2 separate regions of the Homo sapiens genome follow, and region 1 is linked to region 2. Evidence: chromatin loops called from intact Hi-C (ENCODE). Cell type or tissue: uterus. All regions are shown on one strand. Links, peaks and the distances in the headings refer to the core of each region. The heading gives the core; the rest is flanking DNA. Region 1 holds the start of SERPING1 (serpin family G member 1). Region 2 overlaps YPEL4 (yippee like 4).

Region 1 (12,326 bases), core at 8,327-12,326, 47 kb before region 2:
AACTAACTTGTTTTTGATTTTACAGGCTCATAGGTGGAAGGGACTTGCCTTGTCTCAGATGAGACTTTGGACTTAGACTTTTTTGTTTTGTTTTGTTTTTTATTTGAATTCTCTCAACCCCTGCAGAGGACTTGGACATTTGAGTTAATGCCAGAATGAGTTAAGACTTTGGGGAACCACTGGGAAGACATGGTTGTATTTTGAACTATGAGAAGGACATGAGATTTGGGAGGGGTCGGGGCAGAATCATATGCTTTGACTCTGTGTCTCCACCCAAATCTCCTGTTGAATATAATCCCCAGTGTTGGGGGAAGGACCTGGTGAGAGGTGATTGGATCACGGAGGCAGATTTCCCCCTTGCTGTTCTCATGATAGTGAGTGAGTTCTTATGAGATCTGATGGTTTAAAAGTGTGTAGTACTTCCCCTTTCACTTGCTCTCTCTCCTGCTGCAATGTGGAGACACAATTGCCTCCCCTTTGCCCTTCTGCCATGACTGTAAGTTTTTTGAGGCCTCCCCAGTCAATGCCTCCTGTACAGCCTGTGGAACTGTGAGTCAGTTAAACCTCTTTTCTTTATAAATTACCCAGTCTCAGGTAGTTCTTTATAGCAATGTGAGAATGGACTAATACAGATATTCTAGAAACTTTCAGAAGGCCAGGCACTAGATGTAATAAGAGGAGTTGTGTAATACAAGCAGAGGTTGGACAGGGAGGCAGAGGTCAGCTTGGACCTAGTCTTGTAGGCCAGGGTCAAAAGTTTAGATTTTATTACAAGAGTGAAGAGAAAGGCTCATAAGTGACTTCTTATAAGAGTGGTCTCCTGGCTGGGTGCGGTAGCTCGCCTGTAATCCCAGCAGTTTGGGAGGCTGAGGTGAGTGGATCACCTGAAGTCAGGAGTGTGAGACCAGCCTGGCCAACCCCGTCTCAACTAAAAAATAAAAATAAAAAATAAAAAATTATCCTGGCATGGTGGTGGGCACCTGTAATCCCAGCTACTTGGGAGGCTGAGGCATGAGAATCGCTTGAACCCAGGAGGCAGAAGTTGCAGTGAGCTGAGATTGTGCCACCGCACTCCAGCCTGGGCAATTGAGCGAGACCCTGTCTCAAAAAAAAAAAAAAAAAGGTCTCCCATGGAAAACCAATTTATATTGATTATCATGTATTATATTATATTATATTAGTTATTATCATTCTGTCTGTGGATTGAAGAATATCTGGAAAGGACAGAGTGGAAGCATGGAAACCAGGCAGGAGGCTATTCAGTGGCCCAGGTGAGAGATGGTTGTGGCTAGATTGGGTTCATGGCCTCAATGATTGAGAGAACTGAGTGGATTCAGGATACATTTTGAAGATACTACCAAAAGGTCTGATGATGGGCTGGATGTAGGGAAAGATCAAGCTCCTCTAATCCCTCTGGGTGAGAGGCTATTTCAACTTCTACCACCTCCTATAGTGACCTGAGGTGGAGATAAAGGGCTCAAATTAGGACCCAAGATTAAAGACCTAAACCCAATCAAGTTCAAGGAACCTGGAACTGAAAAGTAAATACAAAATCTAAGACTTTTAGGCCAGTGATAAAACTAGGCCTTGTTACATAAAGGAGAGAGAAAATGAGGCCCAGAAATTATTGTTTCTTTTTTCGAGACAGAGTCTTGCTCTGTTGCCCAGGCTGGAGTGCAGTGGCATGATCTCAGCTCACTGCAACCTCTGCCTCCCAGGTTCAAGCAATTCTCCTTCCTCAGCCTCCTGAGTAGCTGGGATTACAGGCACACACCACCATGTCTGGCTAATTTTTGTATTTTTAGTAGAAACAGGGTTTCACCATGTTGGCCAGGCTAGTCTCAAACTCCTGACCTCGTGATCTGCCTGCCTCAGCCTCCCAAAGGTCTGGGATTACAGGCATGAGCCACCGTGCCCTGCCACAAAAATGATTTTTTAATGACATAGATTGAACTAAAACATGCACTGTGTTCAATAGCAGAAAAAAAAAATCAAGATCCTGGAAATAAACAGAAATAGGTGGAATACGTCTTCAGAGCAAACTATATAACTGTATTAGTCTGTTTTCACACTGCTATAAAGAACTGCTCAAGACTGGGTAATTTCGAAAGGAAAGAGGTTTAGTTGACTCACAGTTGTGCATGGCTGGGGAGGCCTCAGGAGACTTACAATCATGGCAGAAGGTGAAGGGGAAGCAAGAAACCCTCTTCACAAGGTGGCAGGAAGAAGTGCTGAGCAAAGAGGGAAGAGCCCCTTATAAAACCATCAGATCTCGTGAGAACTCACTCACTATCAAGAGAACAGCATGTGGGAAACTGCCCCCATGATTCAATTGCTTCCACTTGGTCTCTCCTTTGACACATGGGGTTTATGAGGATTACAATTCAAGATGAGATTTGGGTGGGGACACAAAGCCTAAACATATCAACAAGTATATTGAGAAACAGGCCAGGCGTGGTGGCTCCCACCTGTAATCCCAGCAGAGAAACATTAAGGAAGAGCCAAATAGTTGGAAAGCTATAACATGTTCATGGATTAGAAGACTTACTGTTATAAAGATGTCAATTCACTCCCAAAATGATCTATAGATGTAAGGTAATACCAGTCAAAATCCCAACATATTTTTCCCTTTTATTTTGTGGAGCCTGGTAAGCTGATTCTAAGTATATATGGAAATTCAGGGATCAAGAATAGCAGAGATCTTCTTGAAGAAGAATAAAATGTGAGGACTTGGTCTACTGAATATCAGAACTTAAACATGGTGCCGTCACAATTTTTTGTTGTTGTTGTTTTTGAGACAGAGTTTTGCTCTTGTTGCCCAGGCTCAACCTCTACCTCCCTGGTTCAAGTAATTCTCCCGCCTCAGCCTCTCAAGTAGCTGGGATTACAGGCATGCACCACCACACCCAGCTAATTTTGTATTTTTAGTAGAGACAGGGTTTCTATCTCTGCTAACACGTGAAACCCCATCTCTACTAAATATACAAAAAAAAAAAAAAATTAGCTGGGCGTGGTGGCAGACACCTGTAGTCCCAGCTACTTGTGAGGCTGAGGCAGGAGAATGGCGTGAACCTGGGAGGCGGAGCTTGCAGTGAGCCGAGATCATGCCACTGCACTCCAGCCTGGGCAACAGAGCAAGACTCTGTCTCCAAAAAAAAGAAAAGAAAAGAAAAGAAAAGTCTGTAACTGGAGAAGTGACCATGGGGCTTCATGTTCAAGTTGGGCAGAACAAGGAGGGTGGCTCCCTGTTTCTCAACAGGCATTGAGGAACGCAAGGTGAATTTTGGCTTTTCTGGAAGTGGAGCAGGCATTTTTACCCTCAGGAGAGGTGCATGGAAGCAGAAACAGCAGGTCAAAGCAAGGGGCCACAATCTGAATGGAGCCAAATTCACAGCTGAGTCAACAGTCCAAACCTAGCGCTTCCATCTACAGAGCTGGCAACGGAGAATTGGAAACAAAGGCTAGAAATAGAAAGGTAGCAGAGAAAGCAGGTACGCTGCTGTGCAAGAAGTGGAAAAGATAGTAAGTGAGAGGGAAACTTCTGGAACCGGCATGTAGTTAAGGGGATTGGTTTGGGAATCAATCCAAATGTCTCTCTCAGGGTGAGATCAAAGAAATAGTTTGTAATACATCCATACAATGGAATACCGTGCGGCTGTAAGAAAGAATGAGATAGAGCTGCCTGCAGTGACATGGAACAATGCCCATGCTACTTTATTAAGAAAAGAAATTAGGCCAGGCACAGTGGCTCATGCCTGTAATCCCAGCACTTTTGGAGGCCGAGGCGGGTGGATCACGAGGTCAGGAGATCGAGACCCATCCTGGCTAACACGGTGAAACCCCCTCTCTACTAAAAACACAAAAGAAATTAGCCGGGAGTGGTGGCGGGCGACTGCAGTCCCAGCTACTCGGGAGGCTGAGGCAGGAGAATGGCGTGAACCCTGGAGACAGCGCTTGCAGTGAGCCGAGATAGGGCCACTGCACTCCAGCCTGGGTGACAGAGCAAGACTCCCGTCTCAAAAAAAAGAAAAGAAATTATGGAAGAGTAATAATTATGTGTGTGGGGAGAGATGAAGTAGATATGATTTTATAAATAGGCAAATATAAAAGCATACACTCAGAATTATTAACAGCAGTTTTGTCTGTGGTAACTTTTAATTTTGTAAGTGTCTGAATTGTTAGAAACGTTTTGTTTTGTTTTGTTTTGTTTTGTTAGACAGAGTTTTGCTCTTGTTGCCCAGGCTGGAGTGCAATGGCACGATCTCGGCTCACTGCAAACTCCACCTCCTGGGTTCAAGCGATTCTCCTGCCTCAGCCTCCCGAGTAGTTGGGATTACAGGCATGTGCCACCATGTCCACCTAATTTTTGTATTTTTGGTAGAGACGGGGTTTCACCATGTTGGCCAGGCTGGTCTTGAACTCCTGACCTCAGGTGATCCATCCACTTGGGTCTCCCAAAGTGCTGGGATTACAGGCGTGAGCCACCACGCCCAGCCAGAAAAGTTTTACAAAGCACGTATATGACTTTGTAGCAATAACTTTGAAAGAATCATTTAATTTTTTTTTAGACAGGGTCTTGTTCTGTCGCCCAGGCTGGAGTGCAGTGGTGTGATCACGGCTCACTCCAGCCTCGAACTCCTAGGCTCAAGCAATCCTCCCACCTCAGCCTCTTGAGTAGCTGGGACTGCAGGCATGAGCCACCAAGCCTGGCTAATTTTTTTTATTTTTTGTGGAAACGGGGTTTTACCATGTTGTCCAGGCTGCTCTCAAACTCCTGGGCTCAAACAATCCCCCTGTCTCAGCCTCCCAAAGTGCTGGGATTACAGGCATGAGCCACTGCACCCAGGAAAAGAATAATTTTAAAGATCCTTAGAAAAATGATTGAATGGACCAATTTAGAATATCTATGAGGACTCATCAAATGTTTCTATTCTACTCGAAGAAGCTTTGTATTCCTCGGCCTGCCAGGATCTGCAAATAGGGTGTGAGCCTGAGGTTTGGGGATTTTGTGTCTCAACACTTATTTGGATCTCATCTCTGTCTTCATCTCTGATCCCCATCCACCTCCTCATACCAGTTAAAGACTGAAGGGAAGAGGAAGAGAAGAGGGTCGTTAGTGGAAGGGTACTGTGCATGAGGACTCTCTAGTGAGGTTCCTGGGAAGGTCCAGTCCCTGGAGAGCTGGGCAGGAAACAGCCCATGTGAATGAGTCAGGGCTGGTGAGAAAGGGAATCAGTGAAGAAGGTGGGGATACAGTGGGAGCAGGAACCCCCACAGCTCCCTCACTCATGGCTGCCAAACCTGTGCCCTTCTCCGGAGAGGACTACTGTATTTGTAGGAAATAAGGGACAAAGTTCAGCCTGTGGTCCGTTCTTACTTACAAAGCATCAACAGCCCCACGTAAAGGGTGTGCCACAACATAATTCTCAAAATGGTAGAACTGTCATTCTCACACAAATACACAGTGAGAACCTTCACAAGATAACTGTCAGGATGACAAAGTTGGTTCAAAGAATGATTTGAGAAACTGGTGTGTGTGTGTGTGTGTGTGTGTGTGTGTGTGTGTGTGTGCTGGAATAACACAGCTAAGTTACCTACAAAACTGGCTATTGCCCTGCAGGCCAACAAGACTGAAATAGGAGGTAGGACTCAACTCCCGAGGTGGGGCTCAGATACCAACCAGATTGAGGACTAGCTAAAACAGGGCCAGGGCAGAAGCAGTTTTCCATAAGATTTGCCAGCCAGTCCGCCATGTCAGTTTACCATTGCCATGGAAACACCTGGGAGTCACTGCCTCTTTCCATGGCAATGACCTGATGATCCAAAAGTTCTTTTCCCTTCCCTAGAAATTTCTGCATAAACTGCTTCTTGTTTTGTTTTGTTGTTGTTGTTTTGTTTTGTTTTGTTTTTTGAGACAGAGATTAGCTCTTGTGGCCCAGACTGGAATGCAACGGTGCGATCTCGGCTCACTGCAACCTCCACCTTCCAGGTTCAAGAGATTCTACTGTCTCAGCCTCCCGAATAGCTGGGATTACAGAAGCCTGCCAGCACGCCAGCTAATTTTTTGTATTTTTAGTAGAGAGGGGGCTTCACTGTGTTGGCCAGCCTGGTCTCAAACTCCTGATCTCAGGTGATTCACCCAACTTATCCTCCCAAAGTGCTGGGATTACAGGCAGGAACCACCGCGCCCGGCTTTAAACTGCTTTTTAATCTGCATGTAATGGAAAGTGGGTATAAATATGACTGCAAAACTGCCCTGAGCTACTGCTACTCTCTGCCTACAGAGTACCCCTCCTTTGCAGGAGCAGTCACTGAGCTGTAACACTGCCTCTTCAAAAAAACTGTTTTCTTCTACCTCCGGCTTGCCCTTGAATTCTTTCCTGGGCAAAGCTAAGAACGCTTACCAGCTAAGCCCCACTTTGGGGCTCACCTGCCCTGCATCAAGACCATTACCTTTGGGGTTATCATTATCATCTCATTCACATCTCTACCAGACAAAAACCCTTTGCATCTTATCCATTTTTGACAGGTCAACATCTGACATTACAGACTCTGAGCCCTAATCTAGAAAAATAAGAAAGAGAAAATTCTATTCCTCTAGAATAGCATTTCTCAACCAAGATTCCAAAGAAAGGACTGAGCCCTAATTTGCCCAGCGCATTATTTGTTGATAATCAATCAACTTCTCTCCTCTGAAACTAGAGTGGTGCTAGTTGTGTACTATCTGTGGGAGAGTTGAGAAAATAGTCCCTCCAACCATTTTCTGTGTCCCAAGAACGGAGTGACCCTGATTTCTCAGAATTCTTTTGCCCTGTTTCCAAGTTTTGGATAATTTTTCTTTTTTTCTTTTCTTTTCTTTTTTTTTGAGACAGTCTCACTCTGTTGCCCAGGCTGGAGTGCAGTGGCGCAATCTCGGCCCACTGCAACCTCCACCTCCTGGGTTCAAGCAATCCCCCCACCTCAGCCTCCCAAGTAGCTGGTACTACAGTCGTGCACCAGCATGCCTGGCTAATTTTTGTATTTTTAGTAGAGATGGGGTTTTGCTATGTTGGCCAGGTTGACCTCGAACTCCTGACCTCAAGTGATCTGCCCACCTCAGCCTCCCAAAGTGCTGGATTACAGGCATGAGCCACCATGCCCAGCCGAAAAATTTCTCTTAAGAAGGAAAACTAAAGGTGTTTAGTTTTTCACACTCTATAATGTGAGAGAGTTCAGCTACAGCAACTTGTACCTTCAGTATTAGAGGACTCAACTAGGAAAAAACCTGATAAAAATGCTCTGAGTACAGGAAGAGCTTTAGTGAGAACTTGTACCTCATTCAACATCAGGAAATTCACAGGCGAGAGAAGCCATGTGCACCTACAACATGAGGGAAGAGGGATTCTGTGGGTTCAACTCTCCTCAGTCACCAGAAGGAAAGGTCCTTGTTACAGAGAAATCCTAGACCTGCTCCCAGTGGGAAGAGAACTGAATTCACAACCTTACACTGATTGAATATCTCAACATCCACACTAGGGAGAAATTCCGCAAACATCCTGATTAAGTCAGTTTCAGCTCCAGCTTCAGCAGGCAGGGGAGACTTCACAAAGCAGACATCATTTAAATGTGCAGAGTGCAGGAATGGCTTTGGCCAGAGAGCTATTATAGATGGCTGAAGGAGGTAGACCCACAAGCTGGGAAAACCTCTCCACTGGGGCTTTTTCACCCTGGAACTTTGGCCCACAAAGCATCGTACTCTTGCAGCTGTACCCAGAATATTCCCTTTGCTGTCTGCTTCAGGTTAGCCCCTGGTGTGTGTCAATAATTTGTAAGGGTTAATAAAGAACTGTTGGGTCAAACAGACCTGGTCCACATCCTGGCTCTGTCACTTACTGGCTTTGTGATATTAGGTAGATCAATTAATTTCTCTGAGCCTCATTTTAACTTGTTTAAGATGGGATTAATATAGCACCTACTTCATAGGTGATGAGAATTAGTGAGAGGATGAATGTAAATGCATGGTGAGCACTCAGTGAATTAGGTTGCTTTCCACCACCTTCTTTTCCTTTGGCTGACCCATTTCCCAGAATCCACAAGCTCATAGTCCCTTTGAGCCCACCAGCTTGAGCACTGGGGATGGAGAAACGTTGTTTTGTGTGCAGCTGTTCAAACGATGGCTCTGATGTTATATAACTTTCCCATGGTTTAGGAGGTTCCCAAGTGGCTTCAGAGAATAAAGCACAAAGCTGGGGAAGACTCTTTCTGGGTCTTGTCCAAGGACCCCCGAGGAGACACACAAATATTCTCCTGTTTCTGTCCTTGGTCAGTCCCTTAGAGTAGCAGTTCTGGTGCTAGCAGCAAACTTTCCTGAATGCTCCAAACACAGCCAGAGGATAGGCCTGCAGTGAGATGACGATAGAACATGATAGCTATATTAGGTCATCAGAGACAACCTGTTTGTTTTGCAGATGAGGCAGAGTTATCAGATTTAGCAAAAATACAAAATGCCAATTATATTTGAATTTCAGATACACAACAATGACAACAAAATTTATTTTACCATAAGTATATTCCAATGTAAGCATTTTTACCATAAGTATATCCCAATGTAAGTTTTTTTTTTTTTTTTTAGAGACAGCAAGTGTCTTACTCTGTTGCCCAGGCTGGAGTGCAGTGGCATGATCAATGCTAACTGCAGCCTTGAACTCCTGGGCTCAAGGGATCCTCCTGCCTCAGTCTCCTAAAAGGCTGGGATTACAGGTATGAACCCCCAGGCCTGCCTACTTCGTGTGTTTTATCTGGCAATGCTGAGAGGACAGCTAGATGTCGAGGACAGCCAGATTTCGAGGACAGCCAGACGTCAAGGGGGAAAGCAACTTGCTGGCTCACACAGCCAGCCAGGTCTATTGTGGAGCCCTAGTCGCAAACACATACACCCCAGCTTTCAAGTTTTTAAATATTTATTTAGTTAGTTATTTGTTTTTTGAGACAGTCTTGCTCTGTCACCCAGGCTGGAGTGCAGTGGTGCAATTTCAGCTCACTGCAACCTCTGCCTCCCAGATTCAAGTGATTGTGCCTCAGCCTCCCTAGTAGCTGGGACTACATGTGCGCGCCTGCACTGCCCAGCTAATTTTTGTACTTTTAGCGGAAACGGGGTTTCCCCATATTGGCCAGAGTGGTCTCAAACTCCTGACCTCAAGTGATCCACCCACCTCGGCCTCCCAAAGTGCTGGGATTACAGGCGTGAGCCACCGTGCCCGGCTAGCTTTTTTTTTTTTTTTTTTTTTAATTAGGTTGAATGCTTGTTGAGCTGGGTGCCTCACATCCGTTGTCTGTTATACAAAGAACTACTGATTATGGGTCTCTACGAGCAAAAATGGCAGAACACCTACAGGGCACAGGGGAGATGGGAGCAGGGATTAGGCTTCAGAATACTTCTCCAAATGAGGGTGATCAGGGCCCGACATTTCACTGCTCTAAGGCTCAGTATCTTAACTATCAAATGGGTACAATGGGGCACAAAGGGTTACTTTGAGGAATAACGGAGGTGAGCAATTTCCAAAAAGTTCATTCCTTTAAAAACTGCGGAGCACATTTTGTGTACATGCTGTTTTTATTGTTACTCATGAAGACGCGGGGGAAGCTTTGGTTGTGTAAAGCTGAGAACTGCACCCAAGCTTCCCCGTTCACCCCACCTACCAGGGGATTTGGGCTAAATTCCTGGCCTGGCCCACAAAGAAGACCAAGCGGTCAGTCCCATTCCGTCCCATCCTGATTTACAGGAACTCACACCAGCGATCAATCTTCCTTAATTTGTAACTGGGCAGTGTCCCGGGCCAGCCAATAGCTAAGACTGCCCCCCCCGCACCCCACCCTCCCTGACCCTGGGGGACTCTCTACTCAGTCTGCACTGGAGCTGCCTGGTGACCAGAAGTTTGGAGTAGGTTTGGTGCTGGGCAGGGGTGGGGAGTAGGGTGGAAAGCATGGAGTGAAGAGGTCTAGGGAGGGGGTCTCCTCACCCCCGCCTTCCTGCCCGCCTTGATCTCGGGGGTCTCTATAGGCTTGCTTCCACCTGGGACTTCTGCCTCCTCCTACCCCAGCCCCTCCCGCCTCAGGCCTGTTGTGCTCAGCCCCCCAGGACCTCCCCTCCCCCACGCCTCTGGCCTCATTGTTTGGTTAAAGCAGGACCCCCTCCCCCTCCCACCACCTCCCCTCCGACTGAACAGATGGACAGAGACCCGGGCCCACGGGGAGAGGAAGGGCCAGCCGGTGCCGGGAAAGGGAAGCGGTTTGGGGAAAACAAAACAGAGGGAGGAGCCAGGGAGAAGGTGGCCCCAGGAGGGAGGAGGAGGGAATTCGCTAAGAGGGACTGGGGCCTGAGACGGAATGGGGGCGGGCCCCGGGCGGGGTGGGGGCCCCTGGGCTCCCAGGGTGGGAGCTGGCTCCGAGGCTGGCTGGCTCCGCAGGTCCGCTGACGTCGCCGCCCAGATGGCCTCCAGGCTGACCCTGCTGACCCTCCTGCTGCTGCTGCTGGCTGGGGTATGTGGTCCCTTGTGGGATGGGGGACGGGGGTGGAGACGGGAGGCGGGATGGTGCGGGGTGCGGGCGGTGGCTGAGGATTAACCCTTCAGGCTCCGGGGAATGAGGAGAGCTCCTCTTGGGATCATTGAGTGTGATCCTTGCACACGCACTCGTAGATGGTGGAAAGAGCTCAGGACTCAGACAGATGCAAGTTCTAATCTTGGCGGGCCATGTAGGAGCTGCGCAGCGTGGTCCTGAGGACGTCACTTTTCTCAGCCTACTCCTCCTGATTTATAAAATGTTGAATAAACAGATCCCACCCTGTCCACCAAGCAGGCTTGGCAGGAGGATCACATAGGGCAAGGAGATGGGAAGCATTTTGTGATATCAAAGCAAGAGTTTGTTGTAGAAAAGAGCTGTGGGGAGGAGAGGTTTGGCTGCTGTGACACAGACGGTGGTCCCAGGCTAGGGCCTGTGAAGACAGGGAAGAATGGTAGCAAACATACGTGGGTCTGGGTGGGGGTCAATAGCAGTGAGAGGTCCCAGTGGTCTGGGAGGTCATGGACTAGAAATAAGGCTAAGAAGTGCAGGATCCCAGGAGAAAGGTAGGTAGGGGTGTGTGTATGTGCGTGTGTGTGTGTGTGCACGCGCAAGTTGGTATCACATACTCAGCAGATGATGTAGTTATGAGCAGGGAGTTTGGAATCAGAGACCTTGTTTTGACCCCTAGCTGTTTCTCCCATTTCTGTGAGACCCTGGACTAGTTAATATGTGTCGGTATGAGTTTCTCTACCTGTGAAATGGAGCTAATGCGTGGTTTCTCAGTGGAGGATCTGTTGACATTGGGGCTGGATAATTCATTGCTGAGGGGCTACCCTGCGCATTTTAGGATGTTTTGCAGTATATCTCTAGCCTCTACGCACTAGATTCCGGTAGCATCTTCCCTGCTGTCTCCCTGTGACAACCAAAAATGTCTCTGGACATTGCCAAATATCCCCTGGGAGTCAAAATTGTTTCAGAGCCGCTGGCCTATACTACTTCTCTCTCCCTCCCTTCCTGCCTCCCTTCTTTCCTCCTTCCCTTTCTTCGTTCCCTTCCTAATGTGTACTGTTTTTCCACACCCACTAATGGGTTGCAACCCACAGTTTAAAAATTTACTGTTCTAAATCAAGGAGCACAAGTTCAAATGTCTGTACTAGCCAAGCAAGTGAGTCAAACAGGTAGATATTTACAGGAAATTGCAAGAACATAGATAAATGACAACACTCAGCTTCACTGTTTGGAAAACAACTTCCTACAGGGCAGTAATTGGTCAGAGATTACAGAGTCCCTGACTATCCCTCATCTTCTGCAGAGCACATTCCTGTGCACCCCCACCCTCACCCTGTATTGCCCCTTCTCTGAGGAATTAGTGGTGGTGGTTCTAAGACAGATTGCTCATCTGCCGCACTGTCAGAAATTACTCTCTTGTACAGGACATTTTCCACATCCACACCTTCTCTTCCTGCTTTGAGTATTTTAGAGGACTGTGCCTCGTAGTAAGAAAAAAATGAAACTCAGTTTCTTGAACCACAGGATAGAGCCTCCTCAAATCCAAATGCTACCAGCTCCAGCTCCCAGGATCCAGAGAGTTTGCAAGACAGAGGCGAAGGGAAGGTCGCAACAACAGTTATCTCCAAGATGCTATTCGTTGAACCCATCCTGGAGGTTTCCAGCTTGCCGACAACCAACTCAACAACCAATTCAGCCACCAAAATAACAGCTAATACCACTGATGAACCCACCACACAACCCACCACAGAGCCCACCACCCAACCCACCATCCA
Region 2 (4,266 bases), core at 267-4,266:
GGCAGCTAGTATTCCTGGTCTTTTGGCTAAGATCAAGTGAAGAAGGCAGCTAGTTTGTGCCTGGTTTTCAACAGCAGAGTTTGGGACTTGAGAAATCTTCCCTAAACTTTGGTGCAAGAAATGGGTCCAAGAGGAATAGGGTTTTGAGGTCCTCTGCTGGACCCTGAGAGGGATCTTGGCATCATGAGGCATGTAGAAACTGAAAGATGGGTCAGACTCCCCTGAGGCCTTAGTTGAGGGATGTTGGACATCTCTCCATGGCTTGCCTTTTTCCCTTGCCCTTTTACTTCTGTGCCTTCCAGTTCTAGTCCTCCTTTCTCCTGCCCAGACAGCCTCTCCATTCTGATCACAACAACAGTATTTGAGATAGTACAGTTAGCTTTATTTCCCTTTTTTTTTTTTTTTTAAGACAGAATCTCACTGTCGCCCAGGCTGGAGTGCAGTGGCGCGATCTCGGCCCACTGCAACCTCTGCCTACCAGGTTCAAGTGATTCTCCTGCCTCAACCTCCTGAGTAGCTGGGATTACAGGCGTGCACCACCATGCCTGGCTAATTTTTGTTGTCCAAGCTGGTCTGAAACTCTTGGCCTCAAGTGATCGCCCACCTCAGCCTCCCAAAGTGCTGGGATTACGGGTGTGAGCCACCGCACCCTACCATATGTTCCTTACTTTCTCCAGTCTATTAAAACTTCTATTTGAGCCTCTTGTCTGGGCACAAATAGCCATTTGATACTGCCACTCCACTCTAAAAAACAATAATTTTCCCATATTTCCCTAATACCATTGGGATTAAATCTAGATTCCCTAAATAGTTTATGGCTCCTGCTTCTCTTTCCTTTCATGTCCTCTCACCCACTTTTTAAGGAGACAAAGTTTTGCTCCAGCCCAGGCTGGAGTGCAGTGGCGTGATCATGGCTCACTGCAACCTCAGCCTCCTGGGCTCAAGTGATCCTCCTGCTCAGCCTCCTGAGTAGTCGAGACTACAGGTGCAGGTATGGCTTTTTTTTTTTTGAGACAAGATCTTGCTATATTGCCCAGGCTAACCTCAAAGTTTGGCCTCAAGCAAGCCTCCAGCCTTGGCTTCCTAAAGTGCTGGAATTAAGGCGTGAGCCACTGCTTTCAGCCCACAAGCAACTTTTATTTCCTTCAATTAACTAAACTTAAGTTACTTGACACATACTCTGTCTGAAATACTTCCATCACTTTTGCCTTTGCCTACCTAACTTCTTATCTTTCAAATGCCATCGTAGTCATCGCTTTTGTGAAGCCTTCCTTGACTCCTTACATCTAAGCTGAGTTCCTTTCCTATGAGCTCCCAAGCTTCCTCCACGTCCCTGCTTAGATCCCTTATTATCATCTTCTACTGGGATTTCCTGGTTATTGCATCTCCTACTGGACAGAAAGCTCCAGGAAGTCAGGTCACAGCTGCCTTATCTTCACCATGTGCTTAACATCTAGTGCTTAACACAATGCCTGGCAAGTAATAGATGCTTTATAAATATTTGGAATATTAATGAATGAATCTGGAAAGAATATTATAGCTTACCAAAAAATGATCTTTATGATGTATATGGTCTCCCCTGTAACTGTTGGGCACCCAACAACAGTAGGGATTTCATACCACTGCCAATAAAATGTCCCTTGGGTCATATGGTGGCATTGATGTTGCGATTTTGAGCTTTTTTTTTTTTTTTTTTTTTTTTTTTTTGAGACGGAGTCTTGCCCTGTCGCCAGGCTGGAGTGCAGCAGCACGATCTTGGCTCACTGCAACCTCTGCCTCCTGGGTTCAAGTGATTCTCCTGCCTCAGCCTCCCAAGTAGCTGGGATTACAGGCACGTGCCATCATGCCTGGCTAATTTTTGAATTTTTAGTAGAGACGGGGTTTTGCCATGTTGGTCAGGCTGGTCTCAAACTCCTGACATCAGGTGATCCACCAGCCTCGGCCTCTCAAAGTGCTGGAACTGCAGGCGTGAGCCATCGCGCCCGGCCTAATTTTTGAGCTATTTTGTTTCACTTCCCATCAACTGCCAGAGCAGCACTTTGGCTGACTGATTTTCCTTTTAGCCTTAAGTGTGCCCATGAACTGACCAGAGCATTACAGAACCAGGCTGAAAAGCCACGGGACTCAAGAAAATCCTTATTCTGAGATGAGCCTCTTTCAGAGCCCGATCCTGGATCTAGGCAAAATGGACTTACTGTCAGGGGTGCCAGCAGACACAAGCGGTTTTGGATGCTCTCGCCGAGTAGCTAACAAAACCCACCCCTCTTACTAAGGCAAAACTTCACCTGAACGCTTATTCCCCGGTAAAAGCTCAAGCAGTAGTCTTGCCATAGACAGGGCAACTGCTGCCCCCTAGTGGTATAAAGGGACAGGCCCGGGTGGGTGGGGGTGTGTGTGTGTGACGGGGACAGTTTATGGGTACATGCACAGGGAAAGAAAGTCAGAGGACAGGTTGCCTCAAGTTGCTTTTTCCCTTTTTATTAAAAATAGACTCAAGCACTTTATGTATCATACAAAAGTTTCATTCGCTGGTGGCAGCCACGGGAAAGACTGGCCCCGTAGCACTGATTTTCCACCTCCCCTCCAGGGGACTGGGTCCCAGGAGCAGTGACTGGGCCTCAGAGAAAGCCCATAAAGACTGCTTACTCTGGAAGCAGCCGACTAGGGGCTGTTCCGCGAGCAGCTGTCCCCACCCCACCCAATGGCAAAAGTTAGATACTCGAAAGTGCCTCTTCAGTGCCAAGATAAACTAACAAGTGGAGTGAAATGGAAAACCCTTTGATTATTTTACTATTTCCCAGGGCCTGGGATTTGAGTTTTCCCTGCACTCAAGTCCTTTTCCCTACAAATAGGGGTAGGAAACTTCATCCTCAGAGACTCTGGTCTCCTGGTGTCTGAGACCAGAATTTCACTCCAACCCAAGTCTTTTCTCATCTGCTGTTCTGTGGTCCATGATCTACTTGCCCTGTGACCCAAGGTTTGTCCTCTGTTCACTCAAAAAGAGGTGGAGCAAAAACGGATTCCTCCCACAATCCTCTCTGCCTGAGTCTATGCCCTGCCATCGCTTCCATGTTCAGGATCTTGGGAACAGAAAGACCCACAACCATCCCTTTCCCCCAGTTCTGTCTCTCCCTGACTGCTGCCCACTCCTGAGCCTTAACACCCCTGGGGTACCCCCAGACCCCTGTTCTAAAGGGTGCCTGGTAGTGGATATGGTGGAGGCAGGGGAGGGGTTGGTTGGAGCCAGGTTTCCCCCAGGGGTGGGGCAGTACTCATGCTGGTATAGACTGCTTGGCAGGGCCGTGGGGAGGGAGGGGCATGCGGAGGAAGGGCACACCCTGCCTGAGCCCCTCAGTCCCAGCCGTTGTCCTTCACCATGTGTGACATTTCAATGATGTATTTCCCTTCCTTGTACTTCTGGCTCGTCTCAAAAGCTTGCTCCTGGTGAAGGAGAAAGCAGTGATTGTAGGACAAAGCAGTTTCCTTCCAGGCCCCACTGTCACCTGTATGGCCCCCACCCCAAGGGTCATCCACCTAGCCCAACCCAGTGACTAGTTCTTTCTTTCCTCTTTGGACCATGCAAGGAAGGACCTGACATGGTCACTGGTGCTTGAAGGGCCATGGGGACTGCCACTTTAGAGGGTGACCCTCTTCCTCAGGTACTTACATATTTCCAGCCCAGTGTGGTTTTGCAGCTCTCACAGAAAATGTCAGCTACCGAGTGGAGCCCCGTGAGCAAGAGGCGCTGTTCAGCTGGCCCGCAACCCACGTTGACCCTGTCTCAGGAAACAGGAAGGACCCAGCACCCAGTGGGGTTGCACTGTCAGTCCAGTCCCCAGACAGCCCAAGGGAACTTCCATCTGGAGAGAACTGGACAGCCCCTGCCTTTGATAATCCACCCCTTTAAGACTAGAGCCTGGGCCTTCTTTTTCCACCGTTATGATTTCAATTCTCCCCCGGCTCCCCATGTGAGAACTTCAGATTGAGACCCTCTTTGCAAAAGGGGAGGCAAAGACTGAAGGCACAAGATCACCTGATGGATTCCCCCCTTTCTCCACAGAGGAAAATTACTCACTCACACACAAGCACAAGCACACGCACAAGGAAAGAGGTAGACTCACACGGAGTTAAACAGGTAGGCTCGGCCATGGCTCCCTTGGAAGGACTGTGGAGACATAGGACAGACAATGACTACCAAGCAGCCTTCAGCCCCACTGCCTGAATCCCCGCAGGGGTGTGTAGGAGAGAGGAAGAGCTTTGCTGCCT

The links. Peaks named below come from ENCODE experiments on the same cell type or tissue, not always from the same donor. Only the 100,000 strongest peaks of a DNase experiment are listed, where the experiment ranks them.
Region 1: it touches region 2 in a loop (2.3-fold over the local background); 18 of 110 quality-filtered maps call a loop at or near these places.

The regions. Positions count from the first base shown.
Region 1 is chr11:57,587,804-57,600,129 of GRCh38, forward strand. SERPING1 (serpin family G member 1) reads left to right here and starts at 9,882. Exons shown (of 8, transcript NM_000062.3): 1 at 9,882-9,919; 2 at 10,446-10,518; 3 at 12,076-12,326. The coding sequence starts at 10,468. In uterus, for the core only: no CTCF peak of the experiment used is centred there; DNase peaks (open chromatin) are centred at 9,838, 10,328 and 11,138; H3K4me3 peaks cover 2,923 bases; H3K27ac peaks cover 4,000 bases.
Region 2 is chr11:57,642,630-57,646,895 of GRCh38, forward strand. YPEL4 (yippee like 4) reads right to left here. Exons shown (of 5, transcript NM_145008.3): 3 at 4,122-4,165; 4 at 3,668-3,776; 5 at 2,458-3,441. The coding sequence ends at 3,352. The region is part of intron 1 of MIR130AHG (MIR130A host gene); the gene reads left to right. Among named protein-coding and RNA genes, the nearest start is that of MIR130A, 3.6 kb to the left of the region's middle. RefSeq lists an enhancer at 641-1,140. In uterus, for the core only: a CTCF peak has its summit at 2,338 (motif pointing left); DNase peaks (open chromatin) are centred at 2,352, 2,650, 3,288, 4,244 and 1 weaker place; H3K27ac peaks cover 2,751 bases.